2 separate regions of the Homo sapiens genome follow, and region 1 is linked to region 2. A link is an interaction called in ENCODE POLR2A ChIA-PET data of the cell type or tissue named here. Cell type or tissue: PC-9. All regions are shown on one strand. Each heading gives the region's core, and the rest is flanking DNA. Links, peaks and the distances in the headings are about the cores only. Region 1 overlaps BCAR3 (BCAR3 adaptor protein, NSP family member). Region 2 overlaps LOC102723480 (a long non-coding RNA gene).

Evidence for each region. Peaks named below come from ENCODE experiments on the same cell type or tissue, not always from the same donor. Only the 100,000 strongest peaks of a DNase experiment are listed, where the experiment ranks them.
Region 1: POLR2A ChIA-PET joins it to region 2 with 25 read pairs; 2 of 35 experiments call an interaction of 5 or more read pairs at or near these places.

The regions. Positions count from the first base shown.
Region 1 is chr1:93,610,704-93,619,967 of GRCh38, forward strand. The region is part of intron 3 of BCAR3 (BCAR3 adaptor protein, NSP family member); the gene reads right to left. Among named protein-coding and RNA genes, the nearest start is that of BCAR3-AS1, 23 kb to the left of the region's middle. RefSeq lists enhancers at 2,791-3,444, 3,445-4,097, 4,751-5,403, 6,711-7,363. In PC-9, for the core only: no CTCF peak of the experiment used is centred there; DNase peaks (open chromatin) are centred at 4,088, 4,528, 6,798, 7,188 and 3 weaker places; H3K4me3 peaks cover 2,417 bases; H3K27ac peaks cover 7,245 bases.
Region 2 is chr1:93,697,821-93,707,084 of GRCh38, forward strand. LOC102723480 (a long non-coding RNA gene) reads left to right here. Exons shown (of 4, transcript XR_947602.3): 4 at 1,316-5,835. It also overlaps a transcript of BCAR3 not described here. Among named protein-coding and RNA genes, the nearest start is that of BCAR3, 21 kb to the left of the region's middle. RefSeq lists enhancers at 3,326-4,525, 3,749-4,659, 6,102-6,181, 6,812-6,961. In PC-9, for the core only: CTCF peaks have their summits at 5,176 and 5,377; DNase peaks (open chromatin) are centred at 4,041, 4,871, 6,021 and 8,401; H3K4me3 peaks cover 997 bases; H3K27ac peaks cover 6,227 bases.

The sequences.
Region 1 (9,264 bases), core at 926-8,925, 87 kb before region 2:
GGGAGGCCGAGGTGGGCAGATCACCTGAGGTCATGAGTTCAAGATCAGCACGGCCAACATGGTGAAACCCTGTCTCTACTAAAAATACCAAAAATTAGCCAGGTGTGGTGGTGGGTGCCTGTAATCCCAGCTACTCAGGAGGCTGAGACAGGAGAAGGCGGAGGTTGTAGTGAGCCGAGATCACGCCATTGCACTCCAGCCTGGGCAACTACGTCTCAAAAAAAAAAAAGAAAGAGCACTAGGCTTCAGCCCAGAAAATCTGCTTTCTATTCCTAGTTCCCCACGAAATGATTCTGGGCGGGCTGTTTCTCTGAGCCTTGGTGTGTCCTCTGCGGAAAGGGTAAATTATTGCCCTGCTCACCTCACAGAGCTTATTTTCAGACTCCAGTGAGACAAAGTTGTTGAAGTCTTCATAGCATAGAGAGCTTGTTTTGAGACTCCAATGAGACAAGATGTGAAAGAACTCATACATTTGAAAGTCTTTTGCAAATGTAATGAAGTGATATTATGACCTAATAATATCCTTGTGGTAAGTCTTTGAAGGCAGGAACCATGCCTCAAATCTCATTTATTGCCCCACACCTCCCACAAATCCCTCCCCACCTAACAGAGGGCTTATGCATGGACTTTACATTCAACACCCATTCTACATTCAACACGCATGGACTTTAGAACTTGAATATGTCTGTTAATGTTATGATCTGGAATATCTCCATTACAAGTTTCTTTCCACTGGGCTTAAATAAAACACTTTCGTCTTTTTTCCCCCAGAAAAAAGATCCAGTAGTCTTTTATGTAACGGCTGTCTACTGTGAACCCCTTCGGGATATTAAAGTCATGACCCTCAACATGGCTGGAACATCTTGTATTTGGCCCCAACTCTATGAGGGCCAGCACATCCCTGATCCTTCTCTCCATTTTCGGCCTCCCATTTAATTCCTTTCCAAGGTCTTTATACACAAGTCCGTATGAGGCCTCTAAATACATCCTAAATTCTGTAAGACCGCTGCAAATAAGATCTTACTCTCTAAAAACACCTGTATAATCATTCTCCTATGTAAGGAGGGACCCTCTATATTTTTAGTTTTGTTCCCATACAGCAAACACTATTAATACCATCGTACTTTCTCCAGAGATGATATGGATTAGACCAAATGGAAAGTTACCATGGCTACCGCAGTGTTATTTTTGGTATGAGAAATTCATGCCAAGAGAAGCAGTATACATGGTCAAGAATTGGAGCTTTATTTCCTCTTTGCTATCAGGCAATCAATCCCAATTTAATTTTGAAACTCTAATTGCAACGGAAACTAATTATGAGCAGCAAGATCTGGAACCCCTAATTAAAGTGGGAGTCAATAAAGCGACTCGGCATTATCAACTGGGGCACCACTGGCAGGATGGGGGATTAAGTACAAGCAGATTTCTTTCCCAAGTAACTAGCTAAGCAAAACAAAACAGGGAGACTCATCTTGAGGGTGCAGTTGGTAAACCCTAAGTTGGGACCGAGGGCTACAGTTTCCAGTGAGTGAGCAGCTCAGGCCTTCTCTCTGTGCTATGAAGACTTCGACAAACTGGGAATAGAGTAGAAGTCCAGGCGGAAAGAAGGGTGTTTCTACCACAGTCAACCACCAAGAGTGGCCACGGTGGAGAGATAGAGAGTGCACAAGCTGAAGGACAGCTGGACCCGACTACCCCATATATTAAGTGGCCTTTTCTATATATTATGTAGCCTTGGGGCCGTAACTGCAGACCAACAGGTACCCAAACAGAAACTCATCCCTCAGACCCAGATATTTATAGGCTGACTCCCTCATACACCCAATGCTGAGTTGCACTTCACTGAATTAGCAGAAGTTGGCTTGTGGAAGGACTTCTATTAGAGTGAAACCCACTGCCAATCCCCGAAGTGCACCATACCCTTTGGGACCTCCTAGTCTATCTTGGAAGCTTTAAAATACTGTTAATGGCATGACTTCATCTGCCCCACACTTGAACGATCCATATTTAGGCCAGAAACCACATGGATCTCGCATCACTTCACTGGGCTCCAGGACAGAAAGGGGCTCAAGTCAGGAAGGGAATGCTTCTAACCAATGATTAATTACTCATCCTCTGTCAAATTTCTTGACAAAGGGACAAAAATGAACACTCCTACCAGGGAGCAAAATCAATGGAAACTCACCCTTTTCCCACTCTGTATATTTTTAAACAAAAAGGTTTTCTCCCACTAACAGGTAGTTTTCCTGATTTTTTTAAAAGCGTATTGAGAAGAAAGAAGCAGAACATCATAACCCTGCTGCAGCCTTTTCAAAGGTAATGAATGAGCCAGTCCCACAGGAGAGGGAGCTCTGCTTCAGGGTGGGAAGGATTCCTTGAGAGCTTTCAGAGTCCAATTTCCCAGGAATAAACGAGGTCCGCAGTCAGGCTGGGGCCGACAGGCTTTTTCCAAGGCAGACAAACCCCAAGATCCACGAAAGCCTATATTAATCTTAATTCCTAGTGCGTCACAGGCAGGCAAATAGAACACAGGCCTCATCTTGAATTAGCCAAAGGAGGTTCTCTGAATATTTTCATCAAAATAGTGTATTGACATATTATACAAAGCTCTTGGCACCGGTGTCTTATAACAAATGTTAAAATGTGAGCAGTAAAGACAACAACAGTTCTGAACCCTGAGATGTTTTGAAACCTGGCTGCAATTTGAAAGGAAATATTGTGTGGCTTCTGTACATTATGTACATTATTGATAAGTAATGGACCAGCAGGATAAACAGAGAAAAGGGCTCAGCTACCTTGTGTTCGTTAGAAATGAAGGAAGAGAGACAAAGAGAGAAAGAAGAAAAATAGCTCTGTCCTATTGAGCTACTTTAGTATAAAATTTCAGCCTACAGAGAACTGAAAGTGTCCTGAAAAACAGCTTCAGCCCAAAACAGACAAGGAGCCCTGTTCTGTGCCACTGGGTTCTGCTTCCAGGGGAGGTACACCACTAGGGGCTCTTGAAGACCCATCAGTCAAAGAAAGCACCTCTGTTTTCACAATCAGCAAGCTGCAAACTTTTATCTATTGCCCTTTAGGAAACTCATGCTTTCAGGGTCCCCCAAAAGATTGACAGATGTACTTTATTTCCAAACCAAACCTACCTTGACTCCAATGAAAGACTTGCGGTGATAGAAGCAGCACAGAGCTGCTGAGAGGGCGTGGAAAGCACTGCATTCCTTAGGCATCTTTCGGTCTTCAGTCCCGGGGACCACACACTTTCTTTAGGGTTAAAAGAAAGGGGGCTTCGGACGTTAAAGCCCTAGCCCACCACAGCAGCTGTGCTGTTTCTGCCCAGAAGTCAGGGAAGTCGGCAGCCGGGGGAGTGAGTCGGCTCCTTCTCCCAGGCTAGTCTGGGACTTTTCCCCTCTGCTGAAGCCAATACGATCCACTCGCTCAATTCTCGCAGGCTGGTGTCCAGCCTGCCATGCACACAGTGCCAGAAATTCTCATGTGACCAGACTTGCTTTCTGATGAAATTCTAACCCCTCTTAGAAGAGGCCTTGGGCTTTAGCTGTCCCCTCAATTTAGAGACCAGGCAGAAATCATTAGCAGCCCCTCTCCCCCGACCCAGAATTTCCTTCTGGGGCTGAACTGTACCATGCGACCTGCTCCTAGTGGTTCTGTCTGCTTGTCACTCCAGCACCCAGAGGTTTAAGGAAGCAGGGTAAGTTGTACATTCACACCACCTTGTTATGAACAGAGGCTCCTTTGAGGAAAGGAGGTGGCCTAAAAGTGACTTTCCCTAGGAGAAATACTAGATGTACTAAGTAACCCAGGCAGGATCCCTGTCCTCACTCTCCCAAGCCCACCTCCAGAGCTGTTTATTTTTAATTAAGATGCTCCTGGCAGCCAGTTTGCAGCTGATAACGTTGGCACAGCCATCACTACTGGCAAAGCAATATTGCCTTTTGGTGTTTAATTAGCAAGTCTGTCAGCAAACACCCTGAGCGCCCTATGCCCTCCCACCTGGCTGTGCAACCTGTTGGGAGGATGGGGACTGTGTACCCACTTCTGACTCAACTGTTTGTCCTATACCTTCCTTTAAATCCTTCACTTTAATTACTCATCGCCACTCTGATTACCCACTTTGCGTAACCTAGATCCTGCACACAAACCTCGCATCCAACGCAGCCAAGCAAGGCCCTCCTGGATTCCCTGCGACCTGAGGCCTCTACCCCTACCAAGAGCCACATAACACCTTTAGGGAAAACTAACTGCTTTTCCCTTCATTCCAGTTATAGCGGATGCTCAACGAGTTCTTTTTTTTTTTTTTTTTTTTTAATCAAATCCAGATTTCTGCCTGTAGCTCTTCCTCTCCTATCCTACCGCTCCAAATATTAACTTTTTGTGGCTTCGGCCTCAAATATGGAATGTGTCCTGAAGCTTTCTAAAACTTCACACAGGCAGAAACTTGTAATGAGGAAGAAACAAGATCTATTCAGTCCAGAAAGGAACAATACCAGATGAGGCATGAGGGAGGTATGAGAAATATCCAACGGGATTAGCGTCAAATCCTCGGGAGACCTTGGCCTTTGGACTAGGTCAAGTCTGCCCACAAAAATAGGAAATTGCTCTGGGCCCAGTGAGCAGGTATGGAGAGCCACAGTCTCACACCCACGCAAGGGCAAGGGCCCGGCCTCATCAACGTGTCAACATGGGGATGGAGCTGCTAAGTGAGGCGCTATTGCCACAGCGAGTGTGGGCGATGACTTCCTTTCTGCTTTCCTCCCTCACTCATTCTCCTCTCTGACTCTGGAGGTCTGGTCTGCAGTCTTGACGGCTCCCAGGCCACAGAAAGTCCACCAGAGAACCTAGAAGGAAGCACCAAGGTGGCAGAACTCAGAAGGGTTTTCTGAGCTGGAAGAGCCCTTGAAGACTGTCTGGTCAGTGGGTCCCCACTGTCCTCGAAGGTCCAGTACCGCACCTGTGAGGAAGCGTTTTCTGGCTTGCCCTCATTTCCGTTAGATGGAGTTCAAAGGGTAAGTCCGTGTGAGCAGCCAGGCCCAGGCCCCAGCAGTTCTGTGAGCATGACTCATCAATCAGGCCATTAGCCACCACAGAATGGGCCATTTTCACCTGGTATTCTCCTTGGAGAGCAAATAACGATTCCTTCAAGCTAAAAACCTCCCCAAGAGGCTAGACAGGCACCATCCCAGGCCTGAGAAAAGGGAGGGGGGCAGTGACTGAAATCCTGCACAGAAATTCGTGAGATTAGTCAGCCAAGAGACTCCGAAGCCCAGACACCCTTCCCCCAGAAATCGTGAATGAAATGCATTCCTGAAAGTAATATGCAAATAACTCAGACATGTAAATCACATAGAATTACGAATAAAGTGCTCCACAGCCAGGGTAAAAACAAAACCAAAGACACTTAGGTCACTGTGGTATCACAGCTCTTGTTACCTGAGGTTTTCTCTGTTTATTCTAAGAATATCTCCAAAATACCCAAAGAATTTGTTCCACCGGGATTAAATAATGACTAATCTTATTAGGTAACTGTTTCCTAAGCATCTTTTATTTTTATTTCACACCAAAAATAATTTCTGAAGCAGCACTCAAAGGTTTTAATCAATTTTCTCCTGAAACGGTCAAGGAGAGAGACTAAAATAACGTGTTGTTTTTGTAACTAAAGATGATAATTGCATACATTCTCAAAGTGCCCTTCACTGACTTGTTAAGCTTTTAAACGCTGCCTATTTACGCTGATCAATTCCTCCCATTCTCCCCACAATGATTATTCTAGTTACAAAGAAATAGAGGACCAGACCTGTGTACCACTCAGCAGAGAACAAAGGGCTAGGGACTCCAACCTCAGACTGCAGAATCTGGTATCTGATCACATAGAAACACAAATAGATTTTTTAATGTCTTATAATTAAACCTGTTACTCACACAGCCCCGTGAAAGGGCTGTGACCTGGGGCAGTGGGCCACTTTCTGATGATCTGGTGTGTGGGATTTGGGACTCATCAAATTTGGATACAGGGCTTTCTAAACACCATGCCCCTTTCGGGATAGGGGAGGGCATTTCTAAGGAACTCCCAGGGACTGAGGAAGGGAGGGGCCCAGTCAGGCAGCTCTGAGCTCTGGAAAAGGTCCTACAGGGTGAACTCCCATCCACCGCCCTTCTCTGGCTGCCTGGAAGGCTCACTCCTTTGCACCGAGGGAAACACTTGTGATTAAAGCCATGGCTGGGAAGCCAGGTGGGTCCTTGAAGGAAACCTCTATTACCTCAGGCCAAATGTTGCCCACCCTCTAATTCAAAAAGGGGGTTAAGGCAGGCCGGAGGAAGACCCCTGCATAAGCACTGCCCTCAATGCCAGTTTTTCCTTGGGCAGCCCTAATACTAACCTGCCCTATTTAGTAACCATGGAAACAGGAGCTGCCTGCCAGCCATATTCAGCAGACACATGCTTCCTGTTGGCAGCAGCCCCTCAGCTGAGAAGGGCCAAGAGAGTGAGTGCAGAGTCCTTTTCCCAAAGCACCACGGTCCCTGCTAGAAGATCAGGCTCCCAGTGAGGTAGGCCCTCTCTCCAACAGGGCATGGAGGGAGATGGCAGGAGAAAGATATGCCTGCTAGGTACCTGCTTTTCACTGTTTCAGCACATCTGGAACGTAATACTGCCCATAGCCCCAAACCCTCCCCAAAGCAGCCCAGAATCAGGGCATCAAGCCTTACACTGAGGCACTCTTGGGCTTTGTCAAGCGGCCCCATGGACAGTGACTCTGCCCATGGCTAGAGGACAGTGACTCACCCCAGGCTTCAAGGCCTGGCTTGTTCCTGCCCAAAGGGACATCGGTCAGGGGTGAACACCAGTAATCGTGATCAGAACAGCTCAAAACATCTTGTGGCAACTACTAAGACCCTTTATCCTACTCCCTCTCCCCTAAAGATCAATGCTTTCTGGCTTTTTGCTTCCCCTAAACCCAGGTGATCTGGCTCTTGCTGAACAAAGACAGCTTTAATGAGCCAGGGCATGAGGCTGATGCAACCAGCTCCATCTTTCCTGGTGCCCTGGGAAGTAGGCAATGATTAGCCTGGACCTTGCCCCACTCAGCACCAGCCTGGCGTCACGGTGAGGACAGCCTCTGCAGACTCGGCTCTGTGGAGAGCAGTGTGGCAGGTGCCTGGGAAGCCCTAGGCAGATAAAGGGGCAAGTTGATCCGCAGCCTTGCTTCTCAAGACTTCCCCAGCACCCACCCTATCTCTGCCTGATTCTGAACAAATAAGCCAGCAGCTCACACACCTTCCCACAAAGAGCCAGAGGGCCTGAGGGAGGAGAGCTGGGAAACCAGGGAGGACAGGAGGAAAGGACTTTGTGCAAAAGGTCAGCTCCTCTTCCAGCCAGGCTCAGTAGCTACAGAAGCTGCCAAAGACAGTTCTACACATTTCCCTATATGCAAATCTGATTGATTTCTTGCTCCGAAAGGGAATGCAAACAAGACTTAGTGGGAGGAGGGCAGGCAACAATGCCTGCGCCCTCTGGCCCCCTTTGTGTATTGCTGTGGACAAGACGTTCGCCTGCCCTGGTGAACACAGACAGTACATTTAGGAGTGCGTGCTGTACATATCCTGGTCTAACAGTTTCCCCAGATTCCTCAAGGGGATGAAAGAGTATGGCTGTTAAATGGTCTCTATCCGGAAGCAATATTGATCTGCCTAGCACATAAACAAAGAGACTAAAGTACAGTCTTCACAGCAGATTTCTCTCTGCTGGGCCTTCTGTCTTCCCTTACCAATTTCTGTTTCTCTAACTAGCTATTAAAATTGTATAACTGAGTAATGCGAAGCAAAATTAGGCACTGTGCCCTGTTTTGCTTTCTTACGCTATCACACACAATTCTGCCCCATTCACCTCTCTACCACTACCACCTAGTTCCTGGTGTCACCCCAGAAATCTTATATTACACAAGCTCAATTTTCTGTTTTTAGCGTTCAGGCAAAAAGAAAGAAAAGAAAAAGAAAGAATACATACAGGACATAATCCCAAGCTCTCAAATGGCAGACTCACTATCTGATGATCTTGGCCTTCTCTGAGATTCTATGAAAGTCATGGGCCCTCCTTCTAGAGCAAAAGACACATACTTGCAATGCTTTACAATTAGAACTTGTCCAATCCGCTTTACTATGTTGTTCCGTTTTGCTCTGTTTTAGGCATTTACCAGCCTGAAGCCGTGGGTTTTTTTTTTTTTTGTTTTTTTTTTTTTAATCTGAGACGGAATCTCGCTCTGTCGCCAGGCTGGAGTGCAGTGGCGCGATCTTGGCTCACTGCAACCTCTGCCTCCCAGGTTCGAGCAATTCTCCTGCCTCAGCCTCCCGAGTAGCTGGGACTACAGGCACATGCCACCACGCCAATTTTTTTTTTTTTTTTTTTTGTATTTTAGTAGACACTTGGTTTCACCATGTTGGCCAGGATGGGCTCGATCTCCTGACCTCGTGATCCGCCCACCTCGGCCTCCCAAAGTGCTGGGATTACAGGCGTGAGCCACTGTGCCCAGCCAAAGCCATGGTTTTTAGTTTCTGTCTCTAGTGATAAGTGGAAAAGAGGGATGAGGAAGGGGCTTTACTGGCCCAACCAGAAACAGAAACTAAGAACCCATTCTCCCTCTTGGACACCTCTGCTTCAGGGGATTCTTGTATCCACTAGAAGCCCATCCATATACCCCTTGGAGTCTTATCCATCCAAGATGATTCACCACCTACTTCCCAAGATTCCTTTTCTTCTACACTTACTATGCAAGCAATTACACCTGGAGCAATCACTTACTTCTCCTGCCATCTCAGCTCCTGGGTTTTCTTTGCTGTACACTTTTCTCTTTCCCTTTCCATCCACTTTTGGTAGGCATGAGCTATGTAAGCAACTAATAGGCAACGACCACAAAGCCCTTCAGAGGTCCCTCCCATGCAGAGTGCTGCAGAAATGGGCAGACGGGCATCTGCGAGGCCCTCTGGAGGCCTTACCAGCCAGGAACAGCTGCCTCTCTCCCACCTCCACTGCGCCAGTTCTCTGTCTCACAAGCACCTCTGCAAAATGGCATCTTCCAAAACTGAGCTGTGAGACAGACACCTGCTTGTCTTCAAAATGGCTCTGTAACACACCCTGGAGGTAGGAGGCTAGAGAGCGAGCCAGGATGGGTTCTGGTCTTCACCACTAGCTAGCTGGGTGACTTTGGGGAATTAATTAACTTCTCTGAGCCTTAGTTTCCTCCCCAGACTTACCAA
Region 2 (9,264 bases), core at 617-8,616:
ACACAAAATTAGCCAGGCATGGTGGCGCATGCCTGTAATCCCAGCTACTCGGGAGGCTAAGGCAGGAGAATCGCTTGAACCCAGGAGGCAGAGGTTGTCGTGAGCCGAGATCGTGCCATTGCACTCCAGCCTAGGCAACAAGAGCAAAACTCTGTCTCAAAACAAAAACAAAAACAAAAAAACAAAACAAAGAGAGGGCTAGAAAAGCTGGCACATCCAGGCTACCTTCTGTGTCCTACTGAAAGCCAGCTCTGCTCACAGGAAGGGCTACGGCGGAGGCAGGAGAAGCAAGTTCAGAGGAGGCAGCAGCGGAAGCAGGATGGCCAGTCCTGACCACTGAAGCAGAGCATGGGAAGCAGGACAAGGCAGCTCAGCCAAGGGGGCAACTGGGGGCTGAAATCTAGCCTATGCACCTGTATCACAAGCTGTGTGTCCTGGCGCAGGACTGCATTTGCTGGGGAAAGGGGAGCCTATTTCTAATCTGCAAAAAGGTACCATTTTGGATTGTCACAACCTTGACAGATAAGACACTGGTAGCAGCCATGAGAAAGTTTAGGAGAACATAAAAGGAACCCAGGATCTGGTGATAGATGACAAGGGCTTTGGGATCCCCAAGGACCTTACTGGGTGGGGGCTTAGAATTTCAGCCCATTGAGATGCTTCCCAGGCCTGTGACTGTGCCCTACTCCTCCTTTAACCCCTTCAGGACCATCCCACTCACTCCAAGCCTACCCCAACCACGAGGCCTCCGTGGCCAGAGGAGAGAAGGCAATATACTCATGACTGTGGCCCTGGCCACCTAAACTCCAACAACCCATTCCTGAGTGGGGTGGAGGATACTTGATAAAGAGAGGTGTCCTTAGTCTGCCCTGTGACTGCCACTGTGCTCAGCCTTTAGCATCAACCTTCGCTGCTAAGTCAAGTCTGTGGCCAATCTGTCTGTGGCCTAATGTCAGGTGAAAGGGGGCTGTTGAGTTTTCTCCTTTTGTTTCATTCGTATTTATAGCTTTACCTTAACAGCATCCACTACTGACGACAGCCCACAGGTTCTAACCTGCCCAGGAGCTTCTAGGAAGATTATAGCCTTGTTCTGAAAGCTAACAGCACACAACACAAGGGAATCGTGCCTCCTGCTTTTTTGGCTTGGTACAGAAGGTGGACAGGCAAGTGGAGCACCCTCTTAGGCATAGACAGGGAGGGGATGCAGCGCAGGGGACCTAGCTTTTCTGAACCCCTGCTTTCTGCTGTACATATATGTTCATATTTAATTCTCCAACAACCCTGTAAAACAAGTATCATTATCTCCATTTTACAGATGAAGGAACTGAACCTCAGAGAGAAGAGATAACCCTGGTCGGCCAGTAAACTGTAGAGATCCAATTTGAATTCTCCCCTCTGTCTGGCTCCGACACATGGGGTTTTCTTAACTCACACTGTGTCACCTGCAGAGTGTTTCCCTTCGGGGGAGAGAAACCCAAAATAGTGAAAACGAACAGAAAAAGTTTGAAGAGTTCTGCTTCGGCACTTGAAGCCAATCTCCCTACAGTCTTCTTCCTGTTCATGCTTCCAAGATGCTATCAGGGAGGCTGGGCGCTGGGGACATTTACACTCCTTGCCTCCCCAACCCCAACCTCGAGGATTTCTGTAGGGGTGAAATCACCTCATTAAAGCTGTACCTTGTTGCGGGGGCGGGGGTGGATGGGCAGAAGAACTCATGAGGTGATCATATACCGGCCTCAGTGATTCTCTCCTCCTCCCGGCCCCATGTCTTGTTTTTAAACTCCAGCAAGGAAGAATCTTCTTTCCCTCCAGCCAGCCTTTCAACCCACTGCTCAAACAAAGCATTTTCTCTCAGAGGATGATTGCCAAGACCCACAGTTTAGTTCATGTGGGAGTGGAGAGGGGCCATAAATAATAATAGCCAAGTTTACTGAGTGCTTATTATGTAATAGCCAAGCACTGTTCCAGAGACATTACATATAGACCCATTTCACACACACAGGTGCACACACACACACACACATACACACAGTACAAATGAGGAAACAGACCCAGAGAGGTTGCCCGCCATTTGCCAGCTCTTATGAAGGGACTTGGACAGCCTGGCTCCCAGATGCTGCCCTGCCTCTCAAAGATCATCTCCCCTGGCTACCCCACCCCATTTTACAGGTAAGGCAATGAGCCCAGGGAGGTGAGGGACTTGCCTGGCCAGTCAAGGGCAGAGCTAGTCAAGTTGTCAGATCTTCTGACCAAAAAACCCAAGGCTTTTTCCTCCACCCTGGGGGCTCAGCACACCCAAGACTCCAGGAGTATGCCAATTGCACTTCACCCAGTTCAAAGTTTAGATCCCCCCTAATGCTTTAAACTAGAAAATTCTTTTTTTTTCTTTTGAGACAGGGTCTAGCCTTGTTGCCCACGTTGGAGTGCAGTGGTGTAATCTTGGCTCACTGCAGCCTCCTCCTCCTGAGCTCAAGCCATCCTCCCACCTCAGCCTCCTGAGTAGCTGGGACCACAGGGGCACACCCCTACACCTGGCTAATTTTTATAATTTTGTAGAGATAGTCTCAAACTCCTGAGCTCAAGAGATCTGCCTGCCTCAGCCTTTCAAAGTGCTAGGATTACAGGCATGAGCCACTGCGCCTGGCCTAGGAAATCCTTAAATGCCTATTTATTTGGACATGCCACTGGCAGACATCTGCACTGTACCTGAGCATCCCCGATGGGCTCATAGAATGCTAACTATAGCTTCCACCTATAGGTTAAACAGAGATTCTGCCCCTCTCCCCTCCTTGGCAGATGGATACAAACAGAAGCCAGGAGGAACAGCAGCACCTCACACATCTAGTAGCACTCCGGCAACGACTCTGAATACTCCCTGCAAGGCCGGCAAATATTTTGATAATCTTTCCCCTACAGGATTCTCCTGTGGAGAACAAATGGACACAGTCGGGAGCTGTCTTTCAGCGGAATTCCACAGGAAGAAACATTTCATCAGTGGAGAGGGTTTTGACTCAGGCCTTTTGGGGAGGGAAGCAGATTGCTCTGAGCTACTGCGGAGGGTAGGCTCTGCCCACAGGCGTCTGCCGTCCCCTCAGGACCTAGCGCAGGGCAGGCATGTGGGCACCCTCAGCGGACCTCACCAGGTGGGAGGCAGATGGTGTGCTGTTAAAAGCACAGCCTTCGGGGCAGCCAAACCTGGGTTTTGAGCAGTGGCTCTGCTGCTTGAAGCTGTGTGACCTTGGGCAAATTCCTTCACCTCTCTGCTCCTGTTTCCCCACTGTAAAATGGGCGTAATGAGAATATTTGCCTCTTGGACTGGCCCTTGAGAATTAGACCCAATGATGTCAAAGGAGCATGGAGCACAGGGCCTGCCACACGCAGGCACTGAATAACCACAGCGGTCATCGTGAGGTCCCCACTTGCCTTGAAGGGAGCTGTGTGGCTGAGTTCTCCGCTGTCACTGGTTCCCTTATTGAGCTTGCCTTAGGGGGCCCAAGGCCTCCTTCCAACCCAAAACGTGCCTTCGAGAGGGGCAGAGACCGGCCACCCCACGTGTCTTCCATTGGAATGGAAGTCAGGGTTCACCAGGCTGGGGGAGGGCATTGATGCCCTCATGTGCATCGGTCTGTTGGGCCCTGAGAAAAGCCCTAAAGATGCCTGGCAGGGGACATCTCTTCACAATGACATATTATTATTTTGAAAAAGATGAAGCCGAATTAGCAAGCATTTATAAAAAGTGGAAACAAAATGAAGCCACTGGGACAAAAGAGACACTGCACAGACCAACCACCGTGTGTGATGAGGGGCTGGGCAGGCCCACAGGGGCCTGTTTTATGTGGTGGCCCTCTTTGTCCCCACTCTGCCTGCTTCCCAGGCCTGCCCCTGGGCCTCTCTCCAAGGATGATTCTGTCTCCATTTTTGGTATCTACAGGCCTTGTGGGACTGGGAGGACTGAACTGGGCCCAGCATTCTCCAGGTGACTCACCAGGCAGGCCATGCAGAAAAGCCACTTCCTGCATCCCTGAGTGGCCAGTCATCCTCCTGGTACCTGCCTTAAGAACATGTGAGCCACCCTCAGGGGCAGGGTGGGACTGGGCTGTGCTCCAGGCATGGGCACCACATAGAGAAGGGCTGAGTGAGTGTAGTGGAAGAACCCAGGCCATCCAGGAGCCTGTGGCTTGGGGTGGGGTTGGGGGTGGACACAGTGTTCCTGGTGCTTTCTCCACAAAAGAAACCTCACCTTCCTAAAGCTATCGATCCACCCACTGGCGCTGTGGCAATGAAATTCTCACGGGGGAAAGTCTCAGGGCCAGCATACCTACCCCTGCACACTTCATGCCCCCAAGCACAGCACGCCATTGCAGCAGGCCCCTTCCTGAAGCTGCGCCCCCATGAATACGCCCTGTACCCATTCTGAGAATCAGGTCTGATATTATGGGAAGAAAATGTGTGCCTAGGCATGGCGGGGAGGGGCAAGTTAGGCAGGTCAGGAGGGAGAGTTTTGACAAGAAATCCAAGCACATGGGCCACAGAGGAGTCTTAAAAACAACCTCAGCCCAACTGTCTCCTGACTGTTCCCCCAACTTATCAGCTCAGGCCCAGGTCAGAGGAGGTCCAGGCTGGCCTGGCACAGCAAGTTGAGCCTGGTTCCCAGACCCTGCAGCTGGTTTTGAGCAATGGAAGTGGCAGTGAGTCTGTGCTCATGGAGTTCCTGGGCTCAGGCCCAGGTGGGGGTGGGGATGGGGGTTGGGGGGATGTCCCCTGTCTTCGATTTGACTCTGCTGCTCCAGTCACAGAGCTCTCTCAGAGGCAGACATGAAGCCAAAGCACTTCATTAAGACAGGAGGTCAGATAACAGCCCCAGCCCTCTTTGGAAACCGCACACCGCCCAGTGGCATGGAACAGGCCAGGTCCCAGCCCTCCCAGGAGTGCCAGGCATTGTATTTCAGAACTGAGCTTCAGCTACTCCCACAGGAAGGAGACGACTTGCTCCTACCTTGTTTTTAATTTCCAGAATACTGCAATCCCCTTAGGAAAACTCATGTTTTCATGATAGAATGGCAGCTGCCCACGCATGTCAGAGGCTTCAGACCTGATCCTGATCCTGATCAAGCCTGGAACAGTGATCTCTGGGCAGCAGATGAACAGCCCAGGGACCAGCAAAGAGAGCCTGCCCTCTGTGGTCCAAGGCTGGCCACCGCGGCCTGTGCTAGGCAGAAGAGCTCACAGGTGTGTCCTGCTTTACTTAACTCAAAGACAGCTGCTCAGAAGTTGCCTGGAATTGGAACTGTGATCAGGCCAGGCCCTCCTTAGGTTTCCAGAGGGACTGCTTATCATATATACTACCTGTGTGGTGAGGGGTCTCACTTGAAGACATAAAAAATGCACTCCAAACAGGAAAACAACTTTTAAAAATTATTGACATTTAACGATCAGCTGTGTGTGTATTAGGGATTTTTAAAAAGTGAAACACAGCCAGGCACAGTGGCTCACACCTGTAATCCCAGTACTTTGGGAGGCTGAAGCAGAAGGATGCTTGAAGCAGGAGTTCAAGACCAGCCTGGGAAACAAAGCAAGACTCTGTCTCTATTTAAAAAATTAGCAGGTGTCGTGGTACACTCCTGTAGTCCTACCTACTCGGGAGGCTAAGGCCAGCGGATTGCTTGAGCCTAGGAGTTTGAGGCTGCAGCAAGCTATAATCTTGCCACCACACTCCAGCCTGTGACAGAGCAAAACCCTGTCTCTTAAAAAGAAAAAAAAAAAAAAGAGATAACCCTGCAGGCTTTCAAATTATATACACATATAATGATAATATACTACATTTATATTATGTAATTTGGTTTACAGAGTGCTTCTATATGCCCATTCATTTATTTATCCAACAATATTATTGAGCCCCACAAAGACCCAGATATTCTCCTAGGCACAGGGAGATACAGCGGTGAGCAAGGTGCATAAGGCCCTCTGCCACTTCTGTTGACCTTACTGTCTGGTTGGGGGAGGCAGACAAATGACAAACAACAGACAAATGAATCAGCAAGACAAGTCCAGGGAGTGACGAGTGCACGAGTCAGGTAATGGCTACAGCCAGACTATCTAATACAGGAGCCACATGTGGTTATTTACATTTAAGTCTAAATGAATTAAAATTAAGTGAAATTAAACATTCAGTTATTCACACTAGCCACATTTCAGGTGCTGAATAGCCAATGTGGCTAGTGGTTAGTGGTATATAGGACATTTCCATCATCACAGAAATTGCCATAGGGCAGCACAGGGCTAGTGAGAGACTTAGGACTGATTTGGAATAGGTGGTCAGAGAAGGCCTCTTTGTGGAGGTGCCTTCATTTGGAATCTGAAAATGAGAAGAAACCAGCAGCTCACAGGCCTGAGTGGGAGTGGGTGTGGGCAGACAGTTTCACTCACTCTAGGGCAAAAGTCCACATTTAGACATAAGTTTGGCAAATTTGAGGAACAGAAAGAAGTCTGGTGTGACTGGAGTGTAATGAGGTGGGGGTGGGGAAAGTAGAGACGATGAGGTCAAAAGTAATAATAAAAACAGCTGTGATGGCTGTTGGGTGCTCATTACATGCATCTATAAGGTAGGTACTGCTATTCTCATTTTACGAATGAAAACACAGACACAGAGAAGTAGAGATACTTGGCCAAAGTTACACAGCTAGTGAGGGACAGAGCTAGGATTCCAGCTGGTGCCATAGCCATGGAGCACTTAGCTATTATACTACACTTCACCACATCTCCAGAGTCAGGGGTGCATTATGAATGCCCTGTGAGGAGTGTGGACCCCATCAGGGTGTGAAAGGAAGTCCTTGAAAGTTTTTAGGCAGGAGTGTGGCATGATCTATTGTACTTTTAAGTGATCCATCTGTTCATGGTGGGGAGAATAGATGGTAGAAGGCCAAGTCAGGGGACTGCCTCATTATTCGAGGTAATAACATTACTGTGGCTCCAACTAGGAGAGCAGCAATTCTTCTTCTTTTTAAAAGCCTATCAGACATTGCACTTCTATTTTTCATGGTTTACTTACCTTCAAGGACTATGGCAGGTTTTGTCTTTTTCCTAAGACAAAAGTACACACACATTCCTAAGAGTTAGTTGCTCCAAAACTCAATAGGTACATGTCAGCATGCATTTAGCTGCAGGAAAGCCAGTTTTTGCCAAGCCTTACCTAGTTCTGTTTAAAGCATCTTTTCTATACATTGTTATCAAGTTAGACCAATGATCTTCCTAGACTGGGAGGTCTGACTTGAGCTGGTTCTAGCTCCACCCGGGGTTGTTTCCATGTTTAGGAGAAGGGGGTGGAGTCCTGATCCAGGTGGGAACCCAACTTGTGGGGTTTCTGCGTGGAAAAGAACTTCACGGGCTGGGTGGTATGTAAGCATCTCCATCTCGTGCATTTAGAGTGGCAGGTCTTAGGACTGCAGTAATTGGTCCTCCCTGGACCAATTTACCCTGTGACATTGACTTTGAATGTAGGGTGTATGTGTTCCGGGCTCCCTTGTAAATGCGGAAATAAAGGAAAACTGACAGACCTCCCAGGGAGAGAGCAGGAATGTTATGCCATATAAACCCACTACCAGCCCTGCAAACAACTGCCAAGGTGCTTCAATAAAATATAACTTCCGACCACCTCCAGCCCTAACACTCCCCTGTCAAATGCCAATTGTTTGTTTAGAACTTCTCCTCCCACTAGGGTTAAGAGGAGCAAGGTGGTTCAACTGCAGTTTCCCCTCCAGCCACTGCTCCCTTCTCAGGGTCTGTTTGGGATACAAGTCAAGGTCACAACTCTGTGGTGCTCCCAGCACCTGAAACCCTCCCCACCTTACGGCAGGTTATTCAGCCTCCCTGTGGCTGCCTTTCTTCACCACTGAAATGAGGATAATTATGGTAACCATCATTCTACCTCATAGCACTGTTGTGAGAATTTAATGAGTTAGAATGAATTAAATGTCAGACAGAACAATTATGGTCAGCTATGATATCATATTGTCATTACTGGAAGGGAGAGGATAGGAAAGGAGGTGGCTGAAGCCAAAGCCCGGTCTCAAGGCTGCGATGAATAAGGATCCTAGAGTCACCCAGAAACAACTACGCTGGAGCTTCTGCAGGTTAACAAGAGGATTCTCATACACTCCAGGTACTGCCCCAGAAGTCACTTTGTAGGCTGGATCAACACCACCCCACAGCTCCAGCTGCAGTTTCTGCCCTGCACTCTGGGGCAGAGCAGCAGGGGGCCAGGCCACTTCCTACCTTGCCTCTTCCTCCTTTCTCCAGGCCAGCTTGGGTCAGATGAAGCAGCTCCTGTAGTAGAATGCAAAGGAAAGACCATCTCAGGTGGGTGTGAGGCAATTACAGTAGCTTCAGGGGAGGCAGAGTCACTTGGGTTCTGCCAGTGGGTGAGTAACCTGGACCTCAGCCTGGTTGGATTCAAGTCTACAGCCCCTCCTGGAGTCACCTTCTCTGGGCTGCAGAGCTCACACCGCCCATTCTGCCTAGATGTTTCTTTGCCTGTTGTCTCAGCAGGTTACAATTAATTACAAATAACAGTGACTCACAGGACAGCAGTTCCCTTATTTGCCAGGGAAGTCTTATTAAGATTAAGCTATTCTCCCAGGAAAGAAAGGTCTTTACTTTTCAATAGAGGTAGAGGGAAGCAAGCAGAGGACTGTGATTACAGCACAGACTCTGGAGCCAGATCGTCTGGGTTTGAATCTGGCCCCATCACTTACAAAGAGGTGTGCCCTGGGACAAGCTAGTCAGCCTGTGACTCAGTTTCCTCATCTGCAAAATGGGGATGTAAATAGTACTTACCTCATAAAGTTATTATGAGAGTTAAATGAGTTAATATCTATTTGGAGCTTAGAACTATGCCTGGCACATAGTAAGTGCTTATATAAATGTTTGATAAATAAAAGTCCAATAATGGAGAATTACTTATATAAATCTACATAATTCAATATTACACAGCCATTATAATTTCTATAGCAACATGGGAATCCATTCATGATCTATTACTAAAGTAAACAATATACAGTTTAATAGTATACAGTTTAGGCCGGGCGCAGGGGCTTACGCCTGTAATCCCAGTACTTTGGGATGCAGAGGCGGGTGGATCACGAGGTCAGGAGTTCGAGACCAGCCTGGCCAACATGGTGAAACCCCGTCTCTACTAAAAATACAAAAATTAACCAGGTGTGGTGGCGGGCGCCTGTAATCCCAGCTTCTCGGGAGGCTGAGGAAGGA